Linked DNA regions of Homo sapiens: region 1 is linked to region 2. Evidence: chromatin loops called from intact Hi-C (ENCODE). Cell type or tissue: A673. All regions are shown on one strand. Links, peaks and the distances in the headings refer to the core of each region. The heading gives the core; the rest is flanking DNA.

Evidence for each region. A loop is a pair of places that touch in the nucleus more often than their neighbours do. Peaks named below come from ENCODE experiments on the same cell type or tissue, not always from the same donor. Only the 100,000 strongest peaks of a DNase experiment are listed, where the experiment ranks them.
Region 1: it touches region 2 in a loop (2.2-fold over the local background); 11 of 110 quality-filtered maps call a loop at or near these places.

Annotation. Positions count from the first base shown.
Region 1 is chr9:105,532,962-105,549,232 of GRCh38, forward strand. FSD1L (fibronectin type III and SPRY domain containing 1 like) reads left to right here. Exons shown (of 14, transcript NM_001145313.3): 11 at 1,532-1,632; 12 at 2,106-2,357; 13 at 6,302-6,390; 14 at 13,397-16,271. The coding sequence ends at 13,522. Among named protein-coding and RNA genes, the nearest start is that of FKTN, 17 kb to the right of the region's middle. In A673, for the core only: a CTCF peak has its summit at 6,714 (motif pointing left); no DNase peak of the experiment used is centred there.
Region 2 is chr9:105,418,974-105,435,878 of GRCh38, forward strand. It overlaps a transcript of SLC44A1 not described here. Among named protein-coding and RNA genes, the nearest start is that of FSD1L, 21 kb to the right of the region's middle. In A673, for the core only: a CTCF peak has its summit at 7,246 (motif pointing right); no DNase peak of the experiment used is centred there.

The sequences.
Region 1 (16,271 bases), core at 2,950-10,949, 110 kb after region 2:
TGAAATGACTTTAAGTTTTATCTGTATTCTTGCTTTGCCATCAGGGATTTCTAGTCTAGTATTGGTAGCTTATATTAAAATCTACTCAGTTGATCTTTTCTTAGGAAGAAAATTTCTAGTGCTATGTTAGAAAAAAGTGTTTTTATTTCTAACTAGTGGTGAGAATATAGTTATCCCCATATCCCCCAAATACTTTTAGGATAATCTTGACCAAAAAATCTTTTGTTAAATGCAGTAATTCAATATAATTAAAATGTTTTTGAAAACATCTTTGGGACTGAATCTGTTTTGAGTTTTTGAATGTTAGTAAACATCCCAATACTCCAGTTTTCCATATATCATATAATTTGATATAAGAGGAAGTCAAGGTGGATCTTGTCTATTTGAGTAGGAGAAATGCTTGATAATACTTGATATTATCCTGTGCAAGGATTTGGATAATTGCCATTTCCATCTTTTTTTTTTTTTTTTTTTTTTTTGAGATGGCGTCTAGCCCTGTTGCCCAGGCTGGAGTGCAGTGGCGCCATCTCGGCTCACTACAACCTCTGCTTCCTGGGTTCAGGCAATTCTCCTGCCTCAGCCTCCCGAGTAGCTGGGATTACAGGCACCCACAACCACACCCAGCTAATTTTTGTATTTTTAGTAGAAACGGGGTTTCACTGTGTTGCCCAGGCTGGTCTCGAACTCCAGACTTCGAGATCCGCCTGTCTTGGCCTCTCAAATTGCTGAGATTAGAAGCATGAGCCACCGCGTGCAGCCCCCCCGTCCCTTTTTTTTTAAGACAGAGTTTTGCTCTTGTTGCCTAGGCTGGAGTGCAATGGTGCAATCATGGCTCACCCGCAACCTCTGACTCCTGGGTTCAAGCGATTCTCCTGCCTCAGCCTCCCGAGTAGCTGGGATTACAGGCATGTGCCACCACGCCCTACTAATTTTGTATTTTTAGTAGAGATGGGGTTTCTCCACGTTAGTCAGGCTCGTCTCGAACTCCCGACCTCAGGTGATCCTCCTGCCTTGGCGCCTCCCAAAGTGCTGGGATTACAGGTGTGAGCCACCGTGCCTGGCCGCCATTTCTATTTTTAAGAAGGTAAGATTCAGAGCAAAAATACTCACTGCTTATAAAAAGAGTTATTTAGTCAGGATTATAAGAAGAAACCTATTTTTGCCTTCATTTAACTGCAAAAAAATGTAAGCTGTAACTCATTATCTTTCTTGAGTTCTTTTTTTTCTTTAGTAAATCTTGTCACATTTTAGCATTGTTTCTTATTTCAGCCGTGTATTCTTTGTATAAGCCTTGCTCAGTCTGCATGCCATTAGTGTTTTCAGCCTGCTTTGTATTGATAGCTTCTTACATTTCAGTGTTTATAATTGACAGCGCTCTTTAATTAACTAGTTCAGATCAAATTGAATGGTGTTATTTCTATAACATAATTAGAAATCTTTTCAGAGGTTCCTTCCATGATTTCTAGTTTTAGTTTATGAAACATTTACAGTATAAAATATTTGTTTTTCTTTTTTCTTTTTGTTTATATAGAAGTGGTACACCATCCCCAAAACGAACATCTGTAGGCTCCAGGCCACCAGCAGTAAGAGGCAGTAGAGATCGTTTTACTGGAGAATCATACACAGTGCTGGGTAGGACAAAACATAATTGTTTTTCATTATCTCAGATTAAAGGCATCACAATCACACTGGTGGACTTTCCACTCAAAGTGACTGCCTGTATATTGAATAAATCTTTGCAAGAAATTTCTCCCAATTGAAGCCTAATTACTTTGGGGAGTTTTCAGATTGTCTTATTATTATTGATACTTTTAAAACTCTACTTCAGCTTACGTAGTGTTCCCACATCTTTATATATAAGCCGGGAGGGGGGATAGTAAGGAAGAAAACCTCTGAAGCGTTTTATATTCAAGAATAGTACTAAACGTAAAGGTAAAGTTAGAGCAGGTACTCAGCATTTAATGTCTGTGTGTTAACATGATTATTCTTATAGGAAAAGTACTTGAATAAAAATTTTTGTGTCTTTTTTTGGGACGAGTGGTAGGTAAAACTGTGTGACTCATAAGGAAGAGATGAGTCAAATCTACCTTTCTGATCTTTTGTAGGAGACACTGCTATTGAAAGTGGACAACATTATTGGGAGGTCAAGGCCCAGAAGGATTGTAAATCCTACAGTGTGGGAGTAGCATACAAAACGTTGGGGAAATTTGACCAATTGGGAAAGACAAACACTAGTTGGTGTATCCATGTCAACAACTGGCTACAAAACACATTTGCAGCAAAGCATAATAATAAAGTCAAAGCTTTGGATGTTACTGTTCCTGAAAAAATAGGTGTATTTTGTGATTTTGATGGGGGTAAGTTTATTTTCTCGTAGGTTATTTCATCATAGTTGCTTGCATTTCAGTACCTTTCACTGGTAATCATCTATACAGGATTTCCATTAGTATTGTGGGAAGGACATTTTGATCAGGTAGGCTTTTGATTGCAATCATAATCTCAATTCTAGAATTGACTGGAATGGTATATGTGATGTCTGCCTGGAGCCCTATAAAAGCACTCATTTATAATATACTAAGTCTGAAAGATTTTGCTAATTTTAGTCTTCAGCACTAACATTTCTTCTGTCCATTTTAATTCCTTCCTTACCATGTTTTATTACCTACCTCTAAAGAGTGATAGTCAAAATTTTCTAGTTGAAGTAGATCTTAGAAATTACCCAACCCAGGATGAATACCCCATTTTACATGATGTGATTATTACACATTGCATGCCTATATGAAAGCATCTCATATACTGCGTAAACATACACACCTACTATGTACCTACAAAAATTAAAAAAAAATTCAAGAAGATACCAGAGCCATATTTTCTACTATCCTAGTAAACATAAGCTATACAGCAAATATTTACTGTGCCAAACCGCATCACACTTGAAACGAATGGAATGTTCTTAATTTTCAAGTTGCTGTCTTTAAAAATATTCTTCAGAATGACTCATGATATCTTTAGAGGGGCCAAAGGGGTTTCCCCTCAATATCAGAATTTCTTTACTTACAAAATTATTAACACAGTGTAGTCTAATCCAAAAAAGAAAAGAAATTACTCCATCTGCCACACAGTATACAGTTCTTAGTACACTATCTCTGCAGGTAGTTGCCACTTATGTGCCTGAAGAACTTTTAATGTGAAGTTTACTGTCTTAGAAAGCAGCCTGTTTCATTGTTGGACAGCTCTTGGTTAGAAGATTTTTCTTAAGTTGACTCACATTGTTTCCCTTAAATTTTCCCATCTGAATAAACACAGAATTACGTTTCCTCACTCATGTTCACACGATAATCCTTTATTAAAAACTTTCTTGCCCTGTTTTTCCAGACCATATATTCTGTTATTAGCTGCCCCTGTTAAAATTTAATTTTTCCAAGTCTTTATAATCTCCTATGGCTGTCTAGTATGTCAGTGTTTTTCTTAAAGGTTGGTCTTAGAGTGGAACACATGACCTCTGACCAGCAAAGGACAGTAATTTGGCTATGCTATTTCTAATAGTATGACTTAGCACTGCTGATCAATATTGAGCTTGTAGCTACCCTAATCCATTAGATCTTTTTTCACGGCATTATGTCAAATTGTCTTTTTCTTTTGTTAGGCAGTTTATGGTTTTGGTTTTTTTTGTTTTGTTTTGTTTTGTTTTTGAGACAGAGTCTTACTCTGTTGTCCAGGCTGGAGTGCAGTGGCTCAGTCTCAGCTCACTGCAACCTCTGCCTCCCATGTTCAAGCGACTCTCCTGCCTCAGCCTCCTGAGTTAGCTGGGATTACAGGTGCATGCCACCACGCCTGGCTAATTTTTGTATTTTTAGTAGAGACGGGGTTTCACCATGCTGGCCAGGCTGGTCTCAAACTCCTGACCTCAAGTGATCCACCTGGCTGGGCCTCCCAAAGTGCAGGGATTACTGCCATGAGCCACCACACCCAGCCAGTTTATGGTTTTTAAAAATAACTCAATGTTATATGTAATGCAAATGAAGACTATTACATTTACCCTTTTTTAGTTTCATCTTAATAGATTTGGCCCAAATTTCCCGTCTTAAAATTATCTAAAAATTTACTTGATATTTATATTTTGAAAAAATTTTAAAGCTCATTGAATTAGTTATTTCATAAGCATATTCTCTACAGTCATCTAATGTATAATAATTTTGAAGATGACATAATATTGAACTAAAGTAATTCCCTAGATGTTTTTTCTCCAAGTTGACACTTAAGCTAATACCAAATTTTATTATTTTAGTAATATTGTGCCCAAATAATTCCGTGAGCTGTCAGTTAATTTACTCAAAAAAGGAGAAAAAGTAATTTTGGCTTGATTTATTTTTAGTGATGACATGTTAGCTTTGCTGTGTTTTTTGTTTTTTAACTTATTCACCTTGAATCAGTTAAATCATTTTCCTCAGGATAAATGGCAAATTTATTAGCACACATTTTTTTTTCAACTACCAAGACAACATTTGCTTCTTCTCTCTCCTTTCCCATACTCTGTGAGTCCATAAAGGTAGTAGTGAGATACAGTTTTTAGTCTAGAACATAACGTATGGCAAGGGGAAGTTGTACTGTGGAATAGGATCAGATTCTGAGAGCCTTGAAAAATAATAATGGACTGGTCTTCAGTAGTGGGGAGGGGTGGTTCTGCATGTTTTAGAACACTATAGTCATAAGATAATTGAGTTTTAGAAATATTAGAGAGTCAGTGGTTAAAGATGGAAGAGATCGAAAGCATAGCAAGCATAAGACTTTTCGGGAAGCAGTCTTCAAGTGGTGTAGAGCAGGACTGAGTCTCTTGTTAGCTATTAAGCCCTTATTGCCTGGCTAGTGCTTTTCACATAGAAAGCCCTTAATAAGTGTTGAGTAACTGGCAACAAGCATCTGAGCAGTGGAGAATTAAGAATGGATTTGACAGTGTAGAAGTAGAATTCATAGGACTTAGTAACTAAATACAGATCAGCTGAGGACAGACAGTTGAAGATGACTTTGAGGTTCCAGCCAGTGTGATCAAGAGGATGACAGTGTCAACAGGATAGGGAACATAGAGTTTTGGGGGGAAATGAAATGCCAGCAGGATAATCATGTGGCATGTTTAGCAAGCATTTTGAAATTCAGTGCTAGAATTCAGCAGTTAAGTAGAGCTGACATTAAATATTTGAGACAGCATTACAGAATTGCTATGGAAGATTGTACAGGACAATATATTTAAGCATTACTATTCTGCTGTTTACTAACTTTGTGATCATATGTACCGTTATGCTGTTTACCAACTTCGAGATCAAAGTACTGGGTACTTTACATACATTACCTCAAAATATTAAACAATCTACATAATAATGTGCATAAATATTAGTTTATTTTATCTTCCTCTTTGGTGGCAGTTGATTTATTAAGGAAGCATTATATAAAGAAAAGAGAGCATGGACAAAGTGGCTACATTTAGAACAGGAAGAAAAGGAGGAGATGGTGAAGTTATCCCCAGGGTTATGATACAAACCAAGGGAATGGTCATCAGAGAAGAGTTTCAAGAAGTGATAACAGCTGTAAGGAGGCCATTTGGTTGGCCAGTTTAGGAGGTCAGACAGACAGTTTTTTTTAGGGCATGATCCTATTGAAGGATATACTGTGAGGTGATTTTAAAAATTAACAAAGCAGGTCAGGCATAGTGGCTCATGCTTGTAATCCTAGCACTTTGGGAGACTGAGGTGGAGGATTGCTTGAGCTCAGGAGTTCAAGCCCAGCTTATACAAAATAGCAAGACCCCGCCTCTGTTAAAAAAATTAACAAAATTGAAGCAGTGATAGATATATTGTGATTTTAGAGACTGGAGTATCAGTATCGCATCAGGTAGATAGAAGACAAGGTTTAATAGAGTAAACCTTAAATGGTGATTAGAATTTGGGCAGAGAGGCTGGTTATAGGAAAAATAAGGAGGAAGAAATGGCCTTGGTTTACACTGGGCTAATGAAACCATTTGTTAAATAATGATCAAATAAGGAAATAGTTTGTATTAAATAAGTCGAATCGTGCTAGATTATAGAGGTATTATAGAGGTCTTGAAAACCAGGGGAAGAAAATTGGATTGGGCTTTTCCTTAAGCATTTGTCCTTCTGATTTTCAAGTGAGAATAATTAATCCAGTCCTCATACAAAAATTAATGCCAACTTATATATTATTACTTTTTGCATGATTATGCGTTAGAATTAATTAAATGTTACAATTTTTTGTATAATAAATTAGGCTTTTTTTCCTTCTTTTTTAGGTCAACTTTCATTCTATGATGCAAATTCTAAACAGTTGCTATATTCCTTTAAGACAAAATTTACTCAGCCAGTACTACCTGGTTTCATGGTTAGTATGTTTTATATCTTATATATACCTAACATATTTTACTTGGTTGGCAACTTTAAGGAGAATATTCTATACTGTATATTTGGAGAAGGAGAATATTTTGTTTTTTCTTCATATTCTCCTCCATTTCCCCAATTCACCCTCTCCCAAATCTGTGATTGTTTTTATATATTTTTGGTATATTTTATTGAAGTTTATGTTAATACATGAAGTACACAAATCATGTAGTTTGATGAGTTTTTATAGGACTGCACTCATGTGTAACTAGCACTTAGAACATTACGAGAACCTCAGAAGCCCCCTCTAGTGCCCATTTCCAGTCCCTAATGGCCCTTCTCCAGTGTTAGCACTGTATTGACTTTTAATACCCTAAATTTACTTCCTTTTCAGTTTTATATAAACAGAATCATACAGTATCTTTTTGACTCAACATTATGCTTGTGAGATTAATCCATATTCTATGTGGTTATAGTTCATTCATTCTCATAGCTGTATAGTTTTCCATTCTGTGACTATATCAATTGATTTATAAATTTTAATTTAGTTGGATATGTGGGTGGTTTCCATTTGGGGGCTATACAAATAGAACTGCTATGAATACTTTTGTTCATATCTTTTGATAAATGTATGTGTATATTTCCATTGAGTATATACCTATGATTGGGGTTGCTAGATCATATCGTATATGTATAATCAACTGTAAAATTGCCGGTTTTCTGAAATGGTTGGTTATGCTAATTTACAACTAGCAGTATGTAAGAATTTGAGTTCCTTCAAATCCTTGTCAACACTTAGTATTATCTTTTAAAAAATTTTTTGTCCTTCTAGTGGATGATATATTACATTTTGGTTTTAATTTGCATTTCCTTGATTACTAGTGCTGTTGAGCACCTTTTTATATATTTGTTGACTATTTGGGTATATGCTTTTGTGAACTGGCTATTCAGATCTTTTGCTTGTATTTCTATTAGGTTGTCTTCGTGTTTCTTATGGGTTAATTTGTAGGCTCTTCTTCACTCTGGCTTTCCTTTTTCCTTATTGGTATTGTTTGATAAACAAAAGTTAATTTTGTTCAGTTTATCAATTTTTTCATTTACAGTTAGCACTTTTTGTGTTCTGTTTAAGAAATCAGTATGCACCCCCAAGGTCATGAAAATATTCTTCTAAAAGCTTTACCTTGTACATTTAGATATAGACTGCATTTACAATGCAAGTACAATGTAGAATTGATGTGTTTGGTATGAAGTAAGGATCTAGATACGTTCTTTAATTCCCCATGGATATCCAGTTATTCCAGGACCATTTATTGACAAGATCATAGTGCAGTGTCATCTTTGTACAAAATATTAGATGACTGTCTTTGTGTGCTATGCTGAATATATGTATGCACACCACATAGCAATTACATCCTGTGTAATTGCAGGTCTACTCAATTTCAGGCTGAAAAGAAAAATTTGTTTCTCTGCACAAAATAAAACATGGTTTTGAATTTATTTAAGCAAATGTTATTGCTTTTTCCAACTCATAACCTTCTGCATCTTTTCATAGGTTAGGTTCCCGTGGGGAGTTGTGGGATCCAGTTAAAGTTACCATTACTTTGGCTAGAGCTTTTCTTAAATTTGGAGGCTACCTCTATAAGTCAAGATGGTATATTTCAAATGGAATATTTTGCATGTATATTCTTCTGTCATCACCCCTAACTGTAACTTCTCAACTATAAGGAGAAAGTTTTCAGAGTAAGAGTGGGTTGAAAATACAGTGCTTTTAAATCTCATTATCCATAGTAATTATTTATTCCAGATACTTTAATCTCTTAAGTTTAAAACAATGCTAATAACCAGGACACCTATTTTTACATTAAAAGTAAGTGATTAGTGACTAAAGTTATTGCTCATGGAAACATAAAGATACTGGAAGGGAGGGTTGTTTCTTTTTCCTTTTTTTTTTTTTTTTAACTTTGTACAAACCTCTGCCATATTACGCATTTTTGGCTATTTTTCCAAACTGGTCCATCAAGGATGAGTTGTTTACCATGTGGAATGCAGAAAAATTTTTTCCAAGACTTAGGTGTGCTTTTATAAATAGTAGATTTACTTTTAATTTGAATCTATCTCATGTATGTATGTACTGAGTTTATTGTTTTTCATTCCAAATAATACTCTAATTATATTAGTATATGTCATAAGATACTGCAAGAAATTATTTTAAGCTTGTTAAAATTTTTTTTCCTTCATTGAAGGCTTGCTTTTATTAAGTACGTTAATGCCTATTAAATGTTTTGTGTACAAGATTAATTTTTAAGTCAGTTTTATTGAATTTATAGTATGGTGCAGTTCTGTGGTTTTTAGCAAATGCCTGCAGTTGTATAACCACCACCATAATCAAGATATAGAACATTTCCATCACCCTAGAAAATTCCTTTGTGTTCTTTTATAGTGGACCGTTCCACACAACCAGCCCTAGCTATCAGTAACCAGTTCGTAGGCCCTATAGTTGTACCTTTTCCAGAACATCGTATAAATAGAATTGTATGGTATGTAGCCTTTCGATTCCGTACCATGCTGCATTTGAAATTCATCCATGTTGTTGTGGTGTCAGTATTCTCCTTTTTTTCATTGCTGAGTAGTGTTTCATATATGTATGTATCACAGTTTATTCATTCATTCACCAGTTGAAAGACACTTGGGTTTTTCCCAGTTTGGGGCAGTTATGAATAAAATCACTATAAGCATTTACATATGGGATTTTCCCTTGGGTAAATACCTAAGAGCAGTAATAGAGTAGCTGTATCACATTGAAAGTGTATGTTTAACTTCATGGGGAACTACCAAAATGTTTTCCAAAGTGGCTGTACCATTTTTTGCCTTCCTATCAGTGATATGAGAGTTGGTCATATCCTTGCCATTATTTGATATTACCAGATTTTTTGTTGTTGTTAAGCCATTTTAATAGGTGTGTAGTGGTATGTCATTGTGTTTTTATTTGTAGTTTCCTAATGACAAATGATGTTTCATGTCCTTATTTGCCATTCATATAATTTATTTCAAGTATCTGTTAAAATTATTTGCTTACTTTTTAGGACTTAATTGTTTTCTTATTTTTTTATTTTACTTTATTTTTAAGACAGGGTCTCGCTCTGTCACCCAGGCTAGAGTACAGTGGTGCGATCACAGCTCACTGCAGTCACAACTGCCTGGGCTCAAGTGATCCTCCCACCTTAGCCTCCCGAGTAGCTGGGATTACAGGTGCCCACCACCATACCCGGCTATTTAAAAAATGTTTCTTGTACAGATGGAGTTTTGCTATATTGCCCAGGCTGGTCTCAAAGTCCTGGGCTCAAATGATCCACCAGCCTTGGCCCCCCAAAATCCTGGGATTACAGGCATGAGCCACTGCCTGGTTTTCCTGTTTTTAAGAGTTCTTTATAAGTTTGGATGTGAATCCTTTGTCAGATATATGCTTTGCAAATATTTTCTCCTGGTTATGGTTTGCATTTTCATTTTCTGAACATTTCAGAGAGAAGTTTTTCATTTTGTTATGAAGTCCAATTTGGTAATTTTTTTCCCTATTATGGGTAATGCTTTGCTTAACTCAAGGTCACAAAGGTTTTATGTTTTCTTCTTGATTTCCCTTTGCATCTTCATGTTAGATATTTTGAGTAAATATTTTTCTAAATCATTTAAATAATTTCCAAAAAATAATATAGTAGTTTTATAATCAGAAAGTTGCTTTTGTATTTTGGGAGTTATCATTACTGAGCCTGTTAGTTTTGAAAATTTATAATGTTAATTATATAATTACAAATTTCACAGTTCAGTAGATTCTTTGGTATAATAATCTAGTTACTTAGTAGATATTGAACACTTAAGGGTATAATTGAAGGTGATGATACTTAAACAACTTCTAGAATTTCCCTTGCTTTAAGCTTGTGTCTACTATTAATATATACGGTAGTTGATGATAGTGTCAATGATCTGTATTTTCATATTTTAATTCTTTTGACTGTGTCCCAAATCTTATGTCTCACTTTATTGAATTATAGCTGCTCTGTTCACAAGCAGTTTTAATTTTATTTTATTTTTTGTTTTTATTTTTATTATACTTTAAGTTCTAGGGTACATGTGCACAACGTGCAGGTTTGTTATATATGTATACATGTGCCATGTTGGTGTGCTGCACCCATTAACTCGTCATTTACCTTAGGTATATCTCCTAATGCTATCCCTCTCCCCTCCCCCAACCCCACAACAGGCCCCGGTGTGTGATGTTCCCCTTCCTGTGTCCATGTGTTTTCATTGTTCAGTTCCCACCTATGAGTGAGAACATGTGGTGTTTGGTTTTTGTCCCTGCGATAGTTTGCTGAGAATGATGGTTTCCAGCTTCATCCATGTCCCTACAAAGGACATGAACTCATCCTTTTTTATGGCTGCATAGTATTCCCTGGTGTATATGTGCCACATTTTCTTAATCCAGTCTATCATTGATGGACATTTGGGTTGGTTCCAAGTCTTTGCTATTGTGAATAGTGCCGCAATAAACATACATGTGCATGTGTCTTTATAGCAGCATGACTTATAATCCTTTGGGTATACACCCAGTAATGGGATGGCTGGGTCAAATGGTATTTCTAGTTCTAGATCCCTGAGGAATCGCCACACTGTCTTCCACAATGGTTGAACCAGTTTACTCTCCCACCAACAGTGTAAAAGTGTTCCTGTTTCTCCACATCCTCTCCAGCACCTGTTGTTTCCTGACTTTTTAATGATCGCCATTCTAACTGGTGTGAGATGGTATCTCATTGTAGTTTTGATTTACATTTCTCTGATGGCCAGTGATGATGAGCATTTTTTCATGTGTCTGTTGGCTGCATAAATGTCTTTTGAGAAGTGTCTGTCCATATCCTTTGCCCACTTTTTGATGGGGTTGTTTTTTTCTTGTAAATTTGTTTGAGTTCTTTGTAGATTCTGGATATTAGCCCTTTGTCAGATGAGTAGATTGCAAAATTTTTCTCCCATTCTGTAGGTTGCCTGTTCACTCTGATGGTAGTTTCTTTTGCTATGCAGAAGCTCTTCAGTTTAATTAGCTCCCATTTGTCAATTTTGTCTTTTGTTGCCATTGCTTTTGGTGTTTCAGACATGAAGTCCTTGCCCATGCCTATGTCCTGAATGGTATTGCCTTGGTTTTCTTCTAGGGTTTTTATGGTTTTAGGTCTAACATTTAAGTCTTTAATCCATCTTGAATTAATTTTTGTATAAGGTGTAAGGAAGGGATCCAGTTTCAGCTTTCTACATATGGCTAGCCAGTTTTCCCAGCACCATTTGTTAAATAGGGAATCCTTTCCCCATTTCTTGTTTTTGTCAGGTTTGTCAAAGATCAGATGGTTGTTGATGTGTGGTATTATTTCTGAGGGCTCTGTTCTGTTCCATTGGTCTATATCTCTGTTTTGGTACCAGTACCATGCTGTTTTGGTTCCTGTAGCCTTGTAGTATAGTTTGAAGTCAGGTAGCGTGATGCCTCCAGCTTTGTTCTTTTTCCTTAGGATTGTCTTGGCAATGTGGGCTCTTTTTTGGTTCCATATTAACTTTAAAGTAGTTTTTTCCCATTCTGTGAAGAAAGTCAGTGGTAGCTTGATGGGGATGGCATTAAATCTATAAATTACCTTGGGCAGTATGACCATTTTCACGATATTGATTCTTCCTATCCATGAGCATGGAATGTTCTTCCATTTGTTTGTGTCCTCTTTTATTTCATTGAGCAGTGGTTTGTAGTTCTCCTTGAAGAGGTCTTTCACATCCCGTGTAAGTTGGATTCCTAGGTATTTTATTCTCTTTGAAGCAATTGTGAATGGGAGTTCACTCATGATTTGGCTCTCTGTTTGTTATTGGTGTATAGGAATGCTTGTGATTTTTGCACATTGATTTTGTATCCTGAGACTTTGCTGAAGTTGCTTATCAGCTTAAGGAGATTTTGGGCTGAGACAATGGGGTTTTCTAGATATACAATCATGTCATCTGCAAACAGGGACAATTTGACTTCCTCTTTTCCTAACTGAATACCCTTTATTTCTTTCTCCTGCCTGATTGCTCTGGCCAGAACTTCCAACACTATGTTGAATAGGAGTGGTGAGAGAGGGCATCCCTGTCTTGTGCCAGTTTTCAAAGTGAATGCTTCCAGTTTTTGCCCATTCAGTATGATATTGGCTGTGGGTTTGTCATAAATAGCTCTTATTATTTTGAGATATGTACCGTCAATACCTAATTTATTGAGAGTTTTTAGCATGAAGGGCTGTCGAATTTTGGTAAAGGCCTTTTCTGCATCTATTGAGATAATCATGTGGTTTTTGTCTTTGGTTCTGTTTATATGCTGGATTACGTTTATTGGTTTGCGTATGTTGAACCAGCCTAAGCAAAGCAGTTTTATCTTTCACAAAGTCATTCACATTTATGATAAGTAATAGAACATGGGAAGTACATCTGGATATTGGGATTTGCATTTTTGTCAGGAGTCCTTCTTAAATAATTATATAAGAGTTCTTATAGTTAACACGGTAAGGAAGAAAACAGTGGATTTTACTGTTAACTGAGGGGTGTTAGATTTTTATAGTCTCAGGCCATATCTCATTATCAAAACCAAAAGCATAAGTGGGAAGTAAGTTGGTGCTTTGTATGCTTCCCTTGGTTGTGAAAATTAGCATCAGTAATGATAGGTAATACCTTTTGCCTAGATTAAGCCAATGAAGTTTCTCAATTTCTGCACCCCTGAGTTCCTTCTCTTGGGTGCAGCTTCAGTTGGTTCTGCTACCACCAAGACCTCCTCTGGCCTCTGTGGTTCTAAAATAATTCTGATTTAGTCTTTCCATTTCCCCTCAGCTGAAATATGACAGTTAATGTGTTTGAGAATGATTGATGTTCATATGTGTGGCATTTTGCCTTTGAAATGGAAATTTAAAAATCACTGAAATTCTAGTTTGATTTGCAATCTGACAGGTTTTTTTGTCTTTTCTTAGGTATGGTGTGGTGGACTTTCTTTGAGTACTGGGATGCAGGTTCCAAGTGCTGTGAGAACACTTCAGAAAAGTGAAAATGGAATGACTGGTTCAGCTAGCAGCCTGAACAATGTTGTTACTCAATAGTGTCTACTCAGAATACGTTTACCCTCCGTCTTGATTAGGTGGCCTTTTCTGTGCAGTTACTAATCACAGGAATTTGGTAGTAGTGAAAATCAGGTTTGCTGTGTTCTGCTTTGAGGCCTGGAATCTTTTATCATTAAACACCTAGTACGAAGCATTTGCAGGAACCTACTGTGCAGTATCATAGAAGCAAGCAGATACCAAGCAAAAAACTGATGATTGAAGAGTAAATGGGGGAAAAGGCAGTGTTTAATTAACATAAAAACTCATTTTTGTATTTCTTGGATTACTTTGACTATTCTAATGTTTAATTACATATGGTAACCCTAAGGCCTGGGGAGAAAAGCTTTTAAATCTTGCCTTCTTTCTTCTGTACTTTGTCTTTTTAAAATCTCATTACTATCTATTATTTAGTTCTAACACAGAAGCTTTAAAAATACATAGTCATCCAAGGTTTTCTAAAAATTGAAATCATATGTTGGGAATGGTAAAAAGGTTTTCAAATGGTTTATTTTTCCTCTTTTATAAATAAGTTTTACAAAATTTTCCTCTTTTGTTTATTGACTAGATTGTATATAATTTTCTTTTTTCCAAAATATTGTGATAAGAAATTTCTAGACACAACAGCTTAAAATCACCCAAATTTCAGTTCTTTACCTACTGCACTAACAATGGCAAGGGGGGTATTCTTTATATGTTGCCTTGTTTAACTACAGTTCTTTTCATTCCATCACTTTAGGTGATGGGTAAGATTTTTGAAAGCCTTATATTTTTTGATTTTGTTGTCTAGTTTAATCCTACCTTTAATAGTTGTGTTTGGTAAAATTCCCACTTGAATGTGACACTGATAATAATTATGCTGATTTTTAGCATCTCTTATAGGAATCAAAGTTTATTAAAGTTACATAGAGGATTGAAAAATGTATATCACTCAATTTTTATCTAAGAAGGATAGGTTATAAAGGGAGGTACCTAAATACTCAAATAATGTATATATTCTTTTTCATAACATATGGAATGCTTTAAGCAATTGTTTTGAAAAAAATCTGCGTATCTTTGACTTAATTGGCACATGACTTTTTCAAGCAGCCATTCATTCAGAGGTTTGTTTTCTCTCAGTCCTTTTGCTACATTCACTTTCTTTTCAAAGAAATGTTAATTATTACAAAAATTGACATAGATATCTTTCCCAAACTTGGGGTAAAACCCATGGTTATGTGGAACATAACTGTTCTTAAAAAGTCAATTATAATTTGTAACTCACATCCTTTGAGCTAAACTAAATTAAAATTACAGTATTTAATAATTCTTTGGGCATTTTTAAGAGGTCTGAATTTGTATTTTTCTTCATTTTTGAAACTTTACATTTGTTGACTTTTTTTCATTCTCATTTAAAATATATTGTGCTATGATAACCAACCTTCTTCCAAGGAGTGACCATTACTGCCTACATTTGCGTTGCTTTCTACATAGAGACTTGTATAATAGTATTAATAGTAGCTCATTCTCTCTAAAAATTTACTGCCCACTGATAGGATGTTTTGTTTCCTTGATAAAACAAATGTAAATGAGGAATTTTATTTGAATTGGAATATTGTTTTTCTAGAGGACATTCATATCTGCACTATTATCTGATGACATGTTGGTAATTTTAAAGACTGCAAGGCAGTTTAGAGAATGAAGTAAACCAATAGATACTCTTTTGATTCTCCAAAGAAATATAATTTTGGTTTTTGTTCCTCAGAGAGAGTTTGAAAGAAATTTTCAGATGTTCTGTTCCCTATAGAGGGCCTATTCCAGGATCTAAATGAATGGGAATTTATAATTCCTTTCATAGACTCAAACCTGAAAGCAGAAATTTTTAGTAGTTGAGTTGCTTTAAGTGAATTTTAACAAATATGACACAGAAAAGGTCAGATGCTGTTGTATAAAATTTTTTACTAGTGTGTCTTATATAATTCTTTCTTCTCATTAATTCAGTGCCTTTTTCCTCTAAGCATACTCTTGGTCCATGCCCCATGCAGTGTCAACTGATGTTTAAGCTACAGAGCATTGTTGTAGTGGTGAGGGCCCTCTGTTGCAGGGGCATGGGGAAATGCATATATTAATCAGGGGCTGGAGGAGTATACATGATTCTTGTGTTCATGTTGTCATTTGAAACTCTTCACATAAAATTTTCTAATATTCATTTGGAAAACCTCTCCACTGGAGAGGTTTCATCTCTGAGAGGTTTTGTAATAATAGTGTAAGTTCAGTAAATCCAGTCCAAATTCTCATCACATGTATTATTTGATACTAAATTTTCAATTATTACTTCAAAATAAGAGTCTGAGGATTTCTTCTTACTGGCGTTCTTAAAGGTCTCTAAAATTAAAGAACAAGATGTGGTTTTTTGTTTAAGACGTTTTTAGTTTATTTGTTGTTAAGTTAAACTGGAGAAAGTTTGTCATCCTCATTTTCAAACTGAAAACTAATCAAATATAGTGCCTATTTAGTCTCAAAATAAGGTAACTATTAACTTGATTATACTATATAATATTCTCAATTACATTTGAATTTAAAAATATTGAGCTCTTGATTACAATTTAATACATTGTAAAAAGTATTAAATCCTTTGAAACATCTTTTGTTGCTTATTTAGTTTTTGTTTCTACAGGTCAAACATGATTGCTTTCTATAAAAGAAATGCTTGAGAGGTTGACTATAATGGATATGTCACAGGTATAAAACAGTTGTTTTCTAAAAACATGCA
Region 2 (16,905 bases), core at 3,087-11,086:
CTCATCTACTCTTAATGTAACATCCTGGAAATGCCAAGATGTTGGCAGATTGTAACTGAACAAAATTTGGCAGTGAACTTGACAATCAAAATAGAGCCAAGTGACAAAAGTTTGAAAAGACACAAAAGAAAAAGATTTACAAGCTGAAGAACGCTAGAGTTAGCATAGAGACATATGGTTATAGAAAAAAATGCGAGTTTGCAAAGCTGTAGCACAGAACAGCACTAATATAAATGCCTGCTCAAATGTGGCTGCAAGACAAAGCTGGTGCCTGATATGGGGAGATAATGATGATCCTGAAATATTACCCTGCTGTATTTGTACTTGAAGGATTTTAAAGTATGTTCAAAGTAAATTTTATCTGTGTTTAATAAGCTCACAGGATAAGAAAGGAGATTGTGCCTTCATTGTAGTTTTATAAAGAGAGTATCTTTCAAGACATACACAAGACAGGAAAAGGAAAACCAGTCTTTGGAAAGACCATATGTTGCAATCTGAGAATTAGAAGGTTTGAACATCTATATTCCGAGAAGCCTCTTATTTGCTTTGGAACTCCCAACTTACAGGTATAGCCAACTGTTAATTATTAATACAAATTAATTTAGTAATTTCTACCTTCTACCTAGTTCAGAAGTTCTCTTAGAAGGCCATGTATTTCTAGCTGGGCGCGGTGGCCCACGCCTGTAATAATACCACTTTGGGAGGCCGAGGTGGGTGGATCACCTGAGGTCAGGAGTTCGAGACCAGCCTGACCAATATGATGAAACCTCATCTCTACTAAAAATACAAAAATTAGCCGGGCATGGTGGCATGTGCCTGTAATCCAGCTACTCTGGAGGCTGAGACAGGAGAATCACTTGAACCCGGGAGTCAGAGGTAGCAGTGAGCCGAGGTTGCACCATTGCACTCCAGCCTGGGCCATAATAGTGAAACTCTGTCTCAAAAAAAAAAAAAAAAAAAAAAAGAAGGCAATATGTTTCCATGCTGCCTGCTCTGAGAGTTGAGAGCAAAATCTGTTGCTTCCTACCTCCCATGCAGTGCTCCTTGCCCTGTCTTCTGGAACAGCAAGTGCCTATGCCGTTCAGCAGTTCTTCGAGCATTTGATTAGAGGAAGCATTTGATTAGAGTTCTCTTTTGTCTGCCATTATTCAGAACAAATGCATGGTCTCCAAGCCCTCCCCATCCAGGATCCCCGACCCTGACCCTAGCAGAATGCGCCCTATTGCCTTGCATCACCCCAAGGTTTTGGCAGGAACAGAGGAAAGAGGCCAAATGTCCTATTTTACTTCTTGTTAGAGTTCTAGAAAGACCAAGGCAGTGAAAACACTTGATTAAATAAAAGTCAGGAAAATTGGTGACTTTTTTTATTTACAAAATGTCGGCGTTCTCTTGGGCATGGGAAATTAAAGTTACAAACACTCTTTCCTTTGTCCCGGAGACATGTGCATGGTGAGGTAAAAGGGAGAGTTACAAAGACTCTTTTCTTTCACTGAGAATCATGCATCCCTTTTTAATATATCTCTTTCTTTTCTTTCAAATTAAAAATGTGCCAGAAAGTTGAGCTGATTATGAGTCAGTGCCAAGCTTATCCAAAATGGATGTTCTAGGCCGGGTATGGTGGCTCACGCCTGTAATCTCAGCACTTTCGGAGGCTGAAATGGGCAGATCACCTGAGGTTGGGAGTTCAAGACCAGCCTGACCAACAGGCAGAAACCCCCTCTCTACTAAAAATACAAAATTAGCCGGGCGTGGTGACACATGCCTGTAATCACAGCTACTCGGGAGGCTAAGGCAGGAGAATCACTTGAACCCGGGAGGCGGAGGTTGCAGTGAGCTGAGATCGCACCATTGCACTCCAGCCTGGGCAACAAGAGTGAAACTCCATCTCAAAAAAAAAAAAAAAAAAAAAAAAAAAAGGATGGTCTAGATAGACGTGCTGTTGTGTTGCTTTGATGTCCTACTGAGTTAAGCACTGCAAGAGTCCATTCAGAAAGACACAGATATATAGCATAATTTTGATAAATAAAAACAATTCAGAAAATGTTGAATAAAGTAACAAATATCCAGAGTTCCATAGGTTTAACCGTATCATATATTTTTAAAAGGCAGGTGTTAAGCGTTTTAAAAACTATTTCACCTTAAAATTATTTATTTTCCTTATAAAACAATACCTGGAAGTGGTTCCTCTGGTTTTCAAATATATGATGTGATAAATGGAATGCATTAATATTTTATGAATTAGATGTGCTGGAATGGCATACATTGCTCCTGGAACAGCTATCATTTACTGAACACTTTTTCTCCTTTTGCCTAGTAAGCAAAAGCCACTGTGCTAAGGGCTTTCTAGGCATTATCTTTAAATCCTTGTAAGAATCATGAGACAGAGAGTGGTTCCCATTTTAAAGTTGAGATCACAATGACTCAGAAACTTAAGTTATATTACTAGAGGTCAGAGAGCCTCTGGCAAGTTATTCAACTAAGCATTAGAGCCACCGTCATTAAAAGAGTTCTGGATTACAGGAGTTTATATAGTAACCCACATTCAGAGAATAGAGCAGCGACACTCATAATCCAATCTTGCATTAGGTTCACAAGACTTCAGAAATCTCTTTTTTTTTTTTTTTTTTTTGAGACAGAGTTTCCATCTGTCGCCCAGGTAGGCAGAGTGCAGTGGCGCGATCTCGGCTCACTGCAAGCTCCGCTTCCTGGGTTCACGCCATTCTCCTGCCTCAGCCTCCCGAGTAGCTGGGACTACAGGTGCCTACCACGGCGCCCGGCTAATTTTTTGTATTTTTAGTAGAGGCGGGGTTTCACCGTGTTAGCCAGGATAGTCTCAATCTCCTGACCTCTTGATCCACCCGCCTCGGCCTCCCAAAGTGCTGGGATTACAGGCGTGAGCCACCGCGCCCAGCCAGGAATCTGCTTTGAATTCCTTCAGCACACTGGTGCATTGTCAGTATTTTTCAGTCTTGCACAGGCCTAACTTTTCCAGTAAGTTCGGACCTCTGGTAGAAGTGACTACAGTACTGAGCATACTCAAGTGTTTCACTGAGTGCCAGTTGAGAGAGGTGACAGCGTTAGGTTGGACTCTCCTACCTGAGTGATGACAATAAGGAAGTCCACCAACTTCCTTTTTATCCTCAAGGTCAGAGTTACATCTAGCAACTTAGGTACTCAAGCCAAGTAGTTAGAAATTTCCCCTTAAATCAGCAGGGTGGAAGCTGGTCCCTCTGTACTGCACAGAAAGGGGCCCTCATGATCTCATGATGCAGGACTCCTGCCCTGACCTTGGGCCTCCTGCTCCATCCTTTTTTTTTTTTTTTTTTTTTTTTTTGAGACAGAGTCTTACTCTGTAGCCAGGCTGGAGTGAAGTGGCACCATCTCGGCTCACTGCAACCTCTGCATCCCGGGTTCAAGCAATTCTCCTGCCTCAGCCTCCTGAGTAGCTGGAACTACAGGCGCGTGCCACCACACCTAGCTAATTTTTGTATTTTTAGTAGAGACGGGGTTTCACCATGTTGGCCAGGATGGTCTTGATCTCTTAAACTGGTGATCTGTCCCTTCAGCCTCCCAAAGTGCTGGGATTACAGGTGTGAGCCACTGTGCCCAGCCCCATCCTTTATCAGCGGCCATGAGACAGATCCCTGGATAGGACAGACCTACCTCATATGCTGGAGAATTGCTGTGGCCATTTGGCTAATTAGAGGGCCAAATTTGCATTGTAAAATGGTACCCACTAAATTATAATTCCCTGGGGGCAAAGCCTATTTTCAGTGTCCTACTTCTGGTTTGCGTGAAGTTGAACATTTTTTCTTACAAACTCTCAGTGGCACCACCAATTTAAATAAAGAGGGAATTTTAGCTTATCTTGTCTGGTGTCCAGAATCAAACAAGTTTGTGGGTAGAATATCCAAGTCACTCATGTTAAAAACTCTAGAGTTCTCCATTACACTTCCTTCTCCCCGATCATCTCCTAACCCCTAGCAAGGAGCAAAGTTAGATTTATGTCAGGCCCTGTGTGGGACATAGTAGGTACTTATTGAATGAACAAAGGAAAACTGGGACGGAAGGAAAGAGGGAGGGAGACAGAATTTGAGTGTTTGAAATCTACTCTTATGTTAACAGTGTGAGGAAACAGCTCTTTTGAAAGTCATTTGGAAACGTGTATTAAAAATCTCAAGAATGGGCCAGGCGTGGTGGCTCACGCCTGTAATCTCAACACTTTGGGAGGCCAGGGTGGGCGGATCACCTGAGGTCGGGTGGGCGGATCACCTGAGGTCAGGAGTTCGAGATCAGCCTGACCAACATGGTGAAACCCTGTCTCTACTAAAAATACAAAAATTAGGCGGGTATGGTGGCACATGTCTGTAATCCCAGCTGGTCCAGGAGGCTGAGGCAGGGAGAATCACTTAAACCCAGGAGATGAAGGTTGCAGTGAGCCGAGATTGCCCCATTGCACTCCAGCCTGGGCAACAGAGCGAGGCTCGGTCTCATAAAATAAAATAAAATAAAATCTCAAGAATGTGCACATTTTTATCCAGCAATTCTGTGTTTAGAAATTAAGGACATGTGAAAAGATTTTGCTGCAAATCAGACTATTGTTCCTTGTTATAAAATATTGCAGCCAACCTGAATACCCAACAATAGAGAATCAGGTGAATGAATTATAATACATCTAAACCGCTTCTTCCTCTAACCTTTCATATCTCAGTAAATAGTAACACTGTTAAACCAGTTGTTCAAGCTGGTAACCTAGAATCATTAAATTTCCCTTTCTTTCAACTTGTCATTTTGAGTCTTGCCATTTTCCAAAATATACAAGGAGTCATCTTATAGATGTATTAACTTATGAGAGCAATAGATGTCATCAAGCCTAAAAGCCAATCTATCAAGAAAATCTGAATGCTTTTAAGGGTTTACTCACCATGGATATAGAAGGAAACATTGTTCAAGTAACCAGGTAAGTGGGTGTTGATTCCAACATCATGGAAGATGAAATTAAATTAATTGAGAGCCATAGGGAAATATGGACAAGGAAAAATTAAAAATAATAATATAGGGCTGCATACATAAAACACATATGTACAGTATTGTACTTTATGGATGATTTAAGAGATTTTTCAGAGTTAATTTTGATTAGATGCAATCAGTACAATCTTTAGATCCTGAACACCAGGCTCCCTGCTCTTGCCCTCCTCTCTCTGGTCCTCTTCCATGGGGCAAGGAGTCCACCATGGGATTAAGGGGACAGGCCCACCCTAAGCCTAATACCACTCTCCAGAATCCTAGTACCCTAGAACTCCCTCCCAAGACAAGGCCTGTATGAGTTTCTTCTCCAGATACTTCTTCCTAAGGATGGATACTGGCTGTGATTGTAGCAGGAGATGTGGCTGGAGCTTGCCCTTGTGGGCTCAGGTGTCCACAGGTAAGCGTGAGCAGCCCCTCCTAGTGTGGGCTGGGGCGAGGAGTGGGAAGAGAATGGGAGCAGAGTCTTCCATTTGTCCTCTTGCCTCAGACCTCACTAATGTTAGTAGTCATCCTGAATGCAATGTTTACTGCTAACTAGTCATACTAACTAACTTTCTCAGTCCCATATAGGATATGATCCCATTAGATCTCAACTTCAACTATTATATCAACAATGGTGATAAATAATTAGTATTTTAAAAGATAAGCAAAAATAAGAAAATTGGTTGGGTACAGTGTCTCACGCCTGTAATCCCAGCACTTTGGGAGGCCAAGGCAGGCGGATCACTTGAGGTCGGGAGTTCAAGACCAGCCTGGCCAACAAGGTGAAACCCCATCTCTACCAAAAGTACAAAAATTAGCCAGGCGTGATGGTGCACACCTGTAGTCTCAGATACTTGGGAGGCTGAGGCAGGAGAATTGCTTGAACCCAAGAGGTGGAGGTTGCAGTGAGCCGAGGTCAGACCATTGCACACTCCAGCCTGGGCAACAGAGTAAGACTCCATCTCAAAAAAAAAAAAAAGAAAAGAAAGAAAGAAAGAAAACTAACTACACTCACATTTTGTTAACTTAAATAACCATGGTAACACCTCACAGATTTTTAAACACATATATTTGGAATATATGGTAAATATGTATGTAGTATATATTCATATTTTAAAAACAAAAATGATTGTATTACCATAAAACCTACTTTTTTCACTTAAAGTTATATCATGTACAACATTCTATGTCAGTAATACCCATCGAACACACTATTTTTGGTGACTAAATGGCATTCCATTATATAGATTCCTTAATGCACACATACTATTGTACTACACAGTACTAAGCTTTGACATATACATTGTTAAACATGGTGCATACAGTTTGAAGGGGGAAACAGGTATTAACCAAACAGGAAAAAATACCTGAGCATAATTTGTGATGAAATGTCGTAAAGGAAAAGAACAAAATACTATGAGAGAAAATAATAGAGGTACATAATGTAGTTGCGGAAAGATCTGTTTGAGGGAAATAAGTTTGGTCTTGAAGGATGACGAATTTGGCATGTAAAAAGCTGAGGAAGAACATTCTAGGCAGAGAGAACTGTATATTTGGGGCCAGGTGTAGTGGCTCACGCCTGTAATCTCAGCACTTTGGGAGGTCGAGGCGGGCAGATCACCTGAGGTCAGGAGTTCGAAACCAACCTGGCCAACATGGTGAAACCCCGTCTCTACTAAAAATACAAAAATTAGCCGGGCGTGATGGCGGGTGCCTGTAATCCCAGCTACTTGGGAGGCTGAGGCAAGAGAATCGCTTGAACCTGGGTGGCAGAGGTTGCAGTGAGCCGAGATCATGCCACTGCACTCCAGCCTGGGCGGCAGAGCAAGACTCTGTCAAAAAACAAACAAACAAACAAAAAACCCTGTATATTTGGGAGCCTTGAGGCAGAAAATTCTTACTGGAAAGATGGTCACTGGGACTCGTAATCAGCAAGGCTGGGACAGATGAAGCTGGAGAGCTTCCACGCCATGCAAGGTGTTTTGCATTTTCAATCTGTGTAAGTAACATGATCTGATTTATATCTTAGAAAGCTTACTCTGCCTGTTCTGTGTAGGAGAATGGGTTGGGGCTCTGATGTAAGATGAAAGACTAGTTAGATGAGTATTTCAGTAGTCCAAAGGAGATGATGGGGACATATAGGAGAATATTTGTGTAATTTGGCCTTTCTATATAAACCATTTAATACTTCAAAATAAAATCTCAAATTTTCTGGGCTATATAATGCATTACTAATTCCACTAGGTGGCAATGGCATAGTTGTGAAGCAACACTGGAGAATGTCCTGGGGTTACTCAGTGCACTGCATTATTTCTAAGGTTATATTTTTTCAATGTTTGACCCTTGATTTACATTGACATTTACATTCCCTTTAAGTTCCAAAAATGTAATATATTTTACAGTTCTTGTTTTAAAATTATAATTTCAATAACTCCCTTGACTGGGAGAATGTGAAGGTCTTTGCCCACACATTTTTGGTTCCCCACTATTTCTTTGCATCTACTTAAAAAATAACAATAATGAAATAATATCAATTGCTATTTCTTGAGCAGCTTTTAGGAGTGAGTTATCATGCTGAGTATTTATATACATTACCTCATTTACTCATGCAGAGTAGATGTATTTCTTCTCATTTATAGACAAGAAAACAGAGACTAGGGAAGATTGGTAATTTGCCCAAATATTATCTGCCAGAACCTGAATTCAAGCCCAGTCTCTATAAACAAATTATTAAGTGGATAAATTGGTAAATAAGCAAATAAATGAGTAAGTAAACAGGATGATTATACACAGGTGAATTGAATAAATTGCTCATTATAGATAAAATATTAGTTACAACCAAGTAAAAAATATAACCCAAAATATGCAAGCATGACAAAATAATATTCTCATGACCCAAAGGTAAAGACAAGATACATATTAAATAATTCCTATCTTCTGTTTTTCCTTTTCCTTTTTTTTTTTTTCCTCGAGACAAAATCTTGCTTTGTTGCCCAGGCTGGAGTACAGTGGTGCGATCATGGCTCCCTCCAACCTCCGCCTCCTAGGCTCAAGCAGTTCTCCCATCTCAGCCTCTGGAGTAGCTGGGACTACAGGCCCACCGCGCTCAGCTAATTTTTTGTATTTTTTAGTAGAGGCAGTGTTTCACCATGTTAGCCAGGCTAGTCTTGAACTCCTGAGCTCAAGCGATCTACTCGCCTTGGCCTCCCAAAGTGCTGAGATTAAAGGCGTGAGCCACTGCACCTGGCCTATCTTCTCTTTCCCTTAACATATTAGAATTTCCCAATGGTGTTAAAACTTCCTTGAAAGCAGGACCAAGTTATAATATTCTTTCATTTGAATGTACTATATTCTATTCAATAATTCTCCTATAATTGAATTCAGCAATTTCCTCTCAAAATTAAGGGATTATTAATAATGCTATAATGATCATCTTTGTATAGAAATATGATGTCTTTAACTTATTTTTTTATAGAGACAGAGGTCTCACTACGTTGCTCAGGCTGGTCTCAAACTCCTGGGCTCAAGCAAGTCTCCTGCCTCAGCCTCCCAAAATGCCAGGATTCAGGGGTGAGCCACTGCACCCGGCCTCAGAAATATGATTTTTAATAGTGGAAGTATATTCCCTTTTATTAAACTTTTATTTATAATCTTTTTATTATAGAGATATCTTTGCCACCCTGCTAATTCTTTCCTTTAGATAGACTTCTGGAAAGGGAATTACTACATCAAGTGGTGAAGGCACTCTATGAATGTTGATACATATTGCCAAATTGCTCTCCAGAAAGGCTCTACCAATCCTTTGTACTAAAGTCTATGAATGTCACCATTTTCCACATCCGGCAGATACTCATATCATCATTCTTATCACCCTTAATAATAACGGCAAAAGATGACAGCCCTTTGTTATTTTAATTTGTATTTTTTAGTAATTTATTAGTCCTTTATGTTTCCTCTTCCGTAAATTCTGTATTCATGTCCTTTGCCATTTTGTTATTGAGATGTCACCATTTTTCCTACTGTTGAATAAAAGATTTTTATGTATTAGGGATACTAGTACTTTTTCGGTCATATTAGTAGCAAATCTTTTTCCTTCTTTGTAGTTTGTCTTTTAATTTTGCTGGTGATAATTTTACCTATAATCTATACGATGTAAATTTTTGATAATTTCCTTAAGCCCCCAAATCAGTAAATTTATTGATAATTCCCTTACGCCCCCAAATCAGTTAAATAGTTACCTATATTTTCTATTTTTAAAAAATTATTTTCTTTTATAAATTAAGATACAATTTATATTCTATTTTTAATGGTTTCCTTTCACTTTTTATACTTATTAATAGCTAGAAATAATTTTGTGATATAATATGGAGTCAGGCCCATTTGTTATGCAATTTATTCCTTCCCCCATCAACTTGTGTGGATATTTTGTCACATGGAGTAGATCTATGATATTCTAAGAAGTATAGTTGTTCAGAGTTTAGACTCTGTGATCAACCACATCTGGGTTCAGATCCTAGCTCTGCCATCTTTTTGGTCCTGGGCAAGTTACTTAGCCCATCTAATTCTCAGTTTCCCCATCTGTAAAAGACTGATTGTTGGGAGGATTCCATTATCCTGAGTATGCAGAACAGTCAGCATGGGCTGTGCTACCTAGGAAACATTTAGTACAGTATGCATTCACTACTAGAATTATGACTATGATATCGATGAAGTTATTCATAACTTTTTTTTTTGAGATGGAGTCTCGTTCCCATTGCGCAGGCTGGAGGGCAGTGGCGCAATCTCGGCGCCCTACAGCCTCCGCCTCCTGGGTTTAAGCGATTCTCCTGCCTCACCCTCTGGAGTTGTAGTAGCTGGGACTACAGGCACGCGCCACCACGCCCAGCTAATTTTTGTATTTTTAGTAGAGTCAGGGTTTCACCATGTTGGCCAGGATGGTCTCGATCTCCTGACCTCGTGATCCGCCTGCCTTAGCCTCCCAGAGTGCTGGGATTACAGGCATGAGCCACCACACCCGGCCGGTTATTCATAACTTTAATAAATTCGGATATTCTTGAATGGTGCAGGAATACTCACTTCAAACTTTTAATGAGTTACTGGGCATATGGTCAAAAAATAAAACAAAGCTGCATTCACATCTCCACAGTGGCTGTTTCCTTGTCTCACTCACAGGTAAGTGATACGCTTCCACATCCACAGGGCACACAATTCGTATCTTGCCTTAAAAGGAAGAACTGAAAGGATATAAAACCAGATTATCTCAAAGGTTAGAGTGATTTAGGAGTAGGGCTTTTCTGTATTACTTTAATCTTTTTGGTTTGTTTTCGTTTTTGTTTTGAGACGAGGTCTGGCTCTGTCATCCAGGCTGGAGTGCAGTGGCACGATCACAGCTCACCGCAACCTCCGCCTTCTTGGCTCAAGCCATCCTCCCACCTCAGCCTCCCGAGTAGCTGGGACTACAAGTATGTGCCACCGTGCCTGGCTAATTTTTGAATTTTCTGTAGAGACAAGGTTTTGCCATGTTGTGCAGGCTGCTCTCAAACTCCTGGGCTCAAGCTATCCTCCTGCGTTGACCTCTCAAAGTGCTGAGATTATAGGCATGCACCACAACACCTGGCCCTTCTGTATTACCTTAATTTTTGACAGTAATTATGCCTACTGAGGGGAAAACAATAAAGATGTACCCTTGGAAAAAGTGCTTACCTCAATGAAGTTACAGATTAATCATCATCCAAGATTTAGAATTTATTGCAAATAGTAAAAACATTAACACTTAAATCTTCAAATACGGAGAAGCCTTTTAGGAACCATTTCAAGGTATGCAGAAATTTGGTGTGATCTCAATTTTATTTAAATCTTCTTTCATATTTCTTTATGCATGTGTATACCTTAATTATAGGTTGTAAAATTACAAGTATATATATATATTTTGAGACAGGGTCTCATTTTGTTGCTCAGGCTGGAGTGCAGTGGCATGATTACAGCTCACCACAGCTTTGACCCTTCCAGGCTCCTCCTGCCTCAGTGATCCTCCTGCCTCAGCCCCCTGAGTAGCTGGGACTACAGGCATGTGCCGCCAATGCCCGGCGAATTTTTAAATTTTTTGTAGAGACATGGTCCCTCTATGTCTCCAGCTCCTTGGCTCAAGCAATCCTCTTCCCTTGGCTTCCCCGTGCCTGAATTACAGGCATGAGCCACCACGCCTGGCCTAATTATAGTTCTTATGATGTGGAGCTCAATCATCTATTACTAAATTATTTCATAGTTATTTTCTTTCTCTTTTTTAAAAAATTAAGATATCATTAACATATCATAACACTGACCATTTTAAAGTGTTTACTTCATGGTTTTTGGCAAATGCACAAAGCTGTGCAACTAAGACCACCACGTGACTCTAGAACATTTCATTGGCCCAAAGAGAAACTCCATGCCTTTTAGCATTCAGTGCCTATTCCCCTCACCCAGCCCCTGGAAACCACTATTCTACTTTATTTTGCTGTGGATTTGCCTATTTTGGATTCACGTGAAAGAAATTATACAATATGTAGAATTATTTTTGTCAGCTTTTCACTTAGCATGTTTTCAAGTTTCAATAATGTTGTAGCATATACCAATATTTCATCTCTTTTTATGGCTGAATAATGTTCTGATGTGTGATATATTATATTTCGTTCATTTATTCATCAGTTAATGGATACTTAGGTTGGATTTGCACCTTTTCGCTATTCTGAATAATGCTGCTATGAGCATTCGTACACAAGTTTTTGTGCGGACATACGTTTTCAATTTTTTTGGTTATATACATAGGAGTGGAATTCCTAGGTCATATGGTAATCCTGTATTTAACTTTTTGAGGAATGCCAAATTGATTTACACAGCAGCTGCCCCATTTTACATTCCCACCAGCAATGTATGAGGGTTCCAATTTTTCTACATCCTCGACAAGTGTAAGTTTCCATCTTTTTGATTATAGACATCCAGTGAGTGTGAAGTTGTATCTCAGTGTGGTTTTGTTTTGCATTTTCCTTATGACTAATGATGTTAAGCACCTTTTCATACATTCATATGATGAAGTCAAATTATCTGTCTTTTCCTTGGTTGCTTGTTCTTTTGCTATCATGACCCAGAAATCATTGTTTAATCCAAGGTCATACATATTTAGCCTTAAGTTTATCTTCTGAGAGTTGTATAGTTTTAGCTCATACATTTAGGTCATTGATCTATTTTGAATTAATTTTTTATATGTCATATATGGAGTATATGTAGGTGTATATGTATGATATATTTGTAGATGTCCAACTTTCTTCTTTTGCATGTGGATATCCAGTTGTCCCATTTGGACAACAACTATTTTTTTCCAAATGAATGGTCTTGATATCGTGTCAATGTCCAAATCAATTGGCCATAGATATGTAGGTTTATTTCTAGATTTGCAATTCTATTCCATTGGTCTATAGGTCTTAGTTGAGCTCTTGATAAACACTGGCATGAGATGAGTATATTTCATTCTCTAACAAGTGCCTGGAGTATAGCTGAACACTAACTGGCCCATGCTGCTTACCTGTCAGCTGACGTGAGTAAGAGATTGACAGCCTCCTCTGAGACATGAGGATCATAAAAAGGGCATGCGCCTGAAAATAGTTTGTACCTCTGATCAGCTCCAAGAGTCTCCATAGAGACAAAAAGACAAATAAGGTCCAAATTCCAGTCCATATAGCTTGGCTAAAATAATCTGAAGCCTAGTAATTTTTAGGCGGGTATAACTCATACACCCATCTCAGCACCCTCAAAATCACCTGATAAATATTTATGGAGTCCCTGTTCTGTGCTGTGTACAACAAAGCAGCTTTAATTTGAGGATTTTATTTCCTGGCATTCTTCCAACAAACTACTTGCAGCAAAGTTGCCAAAGACAGTAAGCTGATTGTATGAAGGTATCATTATTTATTTATTCATTGAGACAGGGTCTCACTCTGTTGCCCAGGCTTTAGTGCAGTGGCGCAATCTTGGCTCACTGCAACCTCTGCTTCCTGGGTTCAGCAATTCTTGTGCCTCAGCTTCCTGAGTAACTGGGATTACAGGCATGCGCCAGCACTCCTGGCTAATTTTTTTATTTTTAGTAGAGACGGAGTTTCACCATTTTGGCCAGGCTCGTCTCGAGCTCCTGACCTCAAGTGATCTGCCCACCTCAGGCTCTCAAACCGTTGGGATTACAGGGGTGAGCCACAGCATCTGGCCTGAAGTTACCATTGTTATAGGCCAAAAACAGTTGAATGGTGGCTCTTATTTTTGAAAAGTTGATTTATAGCCCTTCTCTTTGTCAATAATTAGCCAGTAGGCCAATTGTCTCTTCAAGCCACTCCTTGCTAAAGGTAATACAACCTTATCATTTGTGTATAACGGAATGTTTGGTCCTTCTGTTTTGCTTTGTTGAAGGTAGGAGTGGCAAGATATCTGCAGGATTGCATTAAATTTATCCAAAATGATATTAGGTTAACATGCAAGTTGTAAAGAAGGGAAGCAGAGACAATTATTCCCTGGGCCTGGAAGCTTCATCCTTCTGCCTTTAGGGACCAAAGCTTTGTTGCCATATGGTCTGCCATAACAATCCAAGATTGATCCCTTTCTTCCTGTTTACTGGTGCCAGAGATCCTAGAATAGCAAGGTATAGTTTGTGTCTGGTAATGTTTAATCTTGATGACAGCTGGCACAAGAAACATAACCCTGAACCTTGGAACAAAGATGGTTTTCTGCTCAGTGCAAGTACTATTGCAGCGTTATTACAGCAAGCTCAGAAAGACAGCCAGACTTCTGAATTACATTATTCCTTTTTAAGTTGCTAAAATTGAGGCTGAGGCAGGAGAGTTGTTTGAGGCTTCCATTTGACACTGTAAAAAATAAGAACTTCAGTTCATCAAAAGACACCATTAAAAGAGAGAAAAGGCAAGCCACAGACTAAAAAAGGATATTTGCAAAGTACATATTTGGTAAAGGACTCCAAACTAAAATTTATAAAAACTTTTACAAATCGCCGGGCGTGGTGGCTTACTCCTGTAATCCTAGCACTTTGGGAGGCCGAAGCGGGGTGGATCACCTGAGGCCAGGAGTTCAAGACCAGCCTGGCCAACATGGAGAAACCCTGTCTCTACTAAAAATACAAAAATTAGCCGGGTATGGTAGTGTGCGCCTGTAATCCCAGCTACTCGGGAGGCTGAGGAAGGAGAATTGCTTGAACCCAGGAGGTGGAGGTTGCAGTGAGCCAAGATCGCACCACTGCACTCCAGTCTGCGCGATGGGAGCGAGACTCCATCTCAAACAAACAAACAAACAAACAAAAAACTTTCGCAAATCAGTAAGAAAAAGGCATCCCAAATGGATGAAAGATTTAAATGGGTACCCCACAAAAGGGGATAGCCAAAAGGATAGAGCATATGAAATGATGCTTAACATCTTCAGACACCATCCCCTACTCTGTACAGTCAGGCAACTGCCTTTTTTCATGCTCAGCAGACAGAAAGGTATTCTCTGAAGAAGTTAAGACAGATCTTAAGGGAGGAGCATCCAAAACAGAGGTATCATATTAAGTCAGGGGGATTAAGATACCGCACTCCCTCCCACTGCCCCTGCCACCCCACTCCCCCGCCGCCCCTGCTTCACCCCTCCACTGCCCAACCCATCTCCTAGAATTCTCACAACCAGGCCTTTACCCACCAAGCAGGAAACTGAAAAATATTCTCCAGGGAATCTGACCAGCCCAAAGGAAAATGCCTAAAGATGCTCACACAGGGGGTTCTCTAGCTAGAAAGTCCAATCAAGTCATTATACAATGAAGCATTTCAATGACAAGATCTACCCACGAATAAAAACTTCCAATTAATTTTAGTGCTGCTTTCTTAAATAAGAATTACCAGACCCTTGGGGAAAGTCTCTACCATGAAAGACAGACATCAAAACAAAGAGAAAGACAACAACAAAGCAACTTAGAGGAAACAGACTATAAGGTAGAAGAAAACTGTAAATTACTAAACTCAGATAATAGAGAGGATTGTAATAAAAAAACTAGTTTGCTATTTAGGCTGGTCGGTGGCTCATGCCTGTAATCCCAGCACTTTGGGAGGCCAAGGCGGACGGAACATTTGAGTTTAGGAGTTTGAGACCAGTTTAGCCAACATTGTGAAACCCCGTCTCTGTTAAATAAATACAAAAATTAGCTGGGCATGGTCATGCATGCCCGTAATCCCAGCTACTTGGGAGGCTGAGGGAGGAGAGTCATTTGAACCCCTGGAGACAGAGGTTGCAGTGAGCCGAGACTGCACCACTGCACTCCAGCCTGGGTGACAGAGCGAGACTCCATCTCAAAAAAAAAGGAAATAAAATAGTTTGCAATTTAAAAGAGGAAGATTCAGAGAACAAAAAAATTTAAAATAGAAAAAAGTGTAAAATTCATAGAAGGGTTGAAAGATGAATTTGAGGAAGACTCTTAGAAAGTAGGGCAAAAATAAGATGGAAAAGATAAAAGTAGAGATTCATTCCGGGGGATTCAATATCCATATAATAATTCCTTTACACCATACATTTATAGAAGGAAAACTTGTTTGGACCAGTTAATTAGATGTAGTCTTGGACTTTAAGATGGAGAAGGATGTTCTGGGCTCCCAAGGGATCTGACACAAACAGAAGATTCAGGAAGCTTTGAACTGAATCTTCCAGTCACTCATTGGATGAGCTAGATTATGCCGTGAGTTTTCATGTTCAAGGATAGTAGGAAAGACACAGCATCCAAGTGTAATGAAATCACATTTATCAGACTGTATACTTTAGTCTTAAGGGTTGCATTTAGCTTTTTAAATAATATTTTAAAATTTAAAAATAGGAAGAGATCCAGGCACAATGGCTCATGCCTATAATCCCAGCATTTTGGGATGCCAAGATAGGCGGATTGCTTGAGCCCAGGAGTTTAAGACCAGCCTAGGCAACCTGGTGTAATCCCATCTCTACAAAAAATACAAAAAATGTAACCAGGTGTGGTGGCACGGGCCTGTAGCCCCAGCTACTCAGAAGGCTGAGGTGGGAGGATCCATTGAGCCTGGGAGGTCAAGGCTGCAATGAGCTGTTATCATGCAACTGCACTGCAGCCTAGGCAACAAAGCAGGAGTCTGTTTCAAAAAACAAAACAAAACAAAAAAAAAAAAGGAGGAAAGCTGAATATAATATAGTCTCCTGGATAGGATTGTGGAACTGAAAAGGACATCAGAGAAAATTAATGAAATCTGAATAAAGTATGTGTTATGTCTGTGCCTAATTGAAGAGACTACCCAAACAGGCTAAGTGTGAGCAGCAAGGCTGTTGCAACAAGGCTGGGTGCAAGTGGGCTGAGTCCGAGAAAGGAGTCAGCAAAGAGTGTTGGGAGTGGAACTGGTTTTATAGGTTTGGGGTAGGTAATGGAAAGTTACAGTTAGGGGCTGTTTTTTGGACAGGGGAAGAATGTCACAAGGTGCATAGTCATGAGGTGGGGGGAGGTCACAAGGCACGATATCACAAGGTCGACTGATTAGTTAGGGCAGGGCAGGAACATATCACAATGGTGGAATGCTGCAAAGTTGGTTAATCAGTTAAGGCAGGAACTAGCTGTTTCTTTTTCTTTAGTGGTTCTCCTGTTGCTCCAGGCTTTGTGACTCCAGGAGGCCTGTATGTGTGGGTCAGAGGGGTCACAATGGCTCGACCATGGTGTAGCCTGTTGAGAGGACCTTACAGTATGGAGTTTAGCTAATAGCAGTGTACCAGTGTTGGTTCACTAGTTGTGACAAATATATCATAGTAATGTAAGATGTTAGCAATAGGGGAAACTAGGCATGAGGTAGATGGGAACTCTATATTATCTTTGCAACTTTTCTG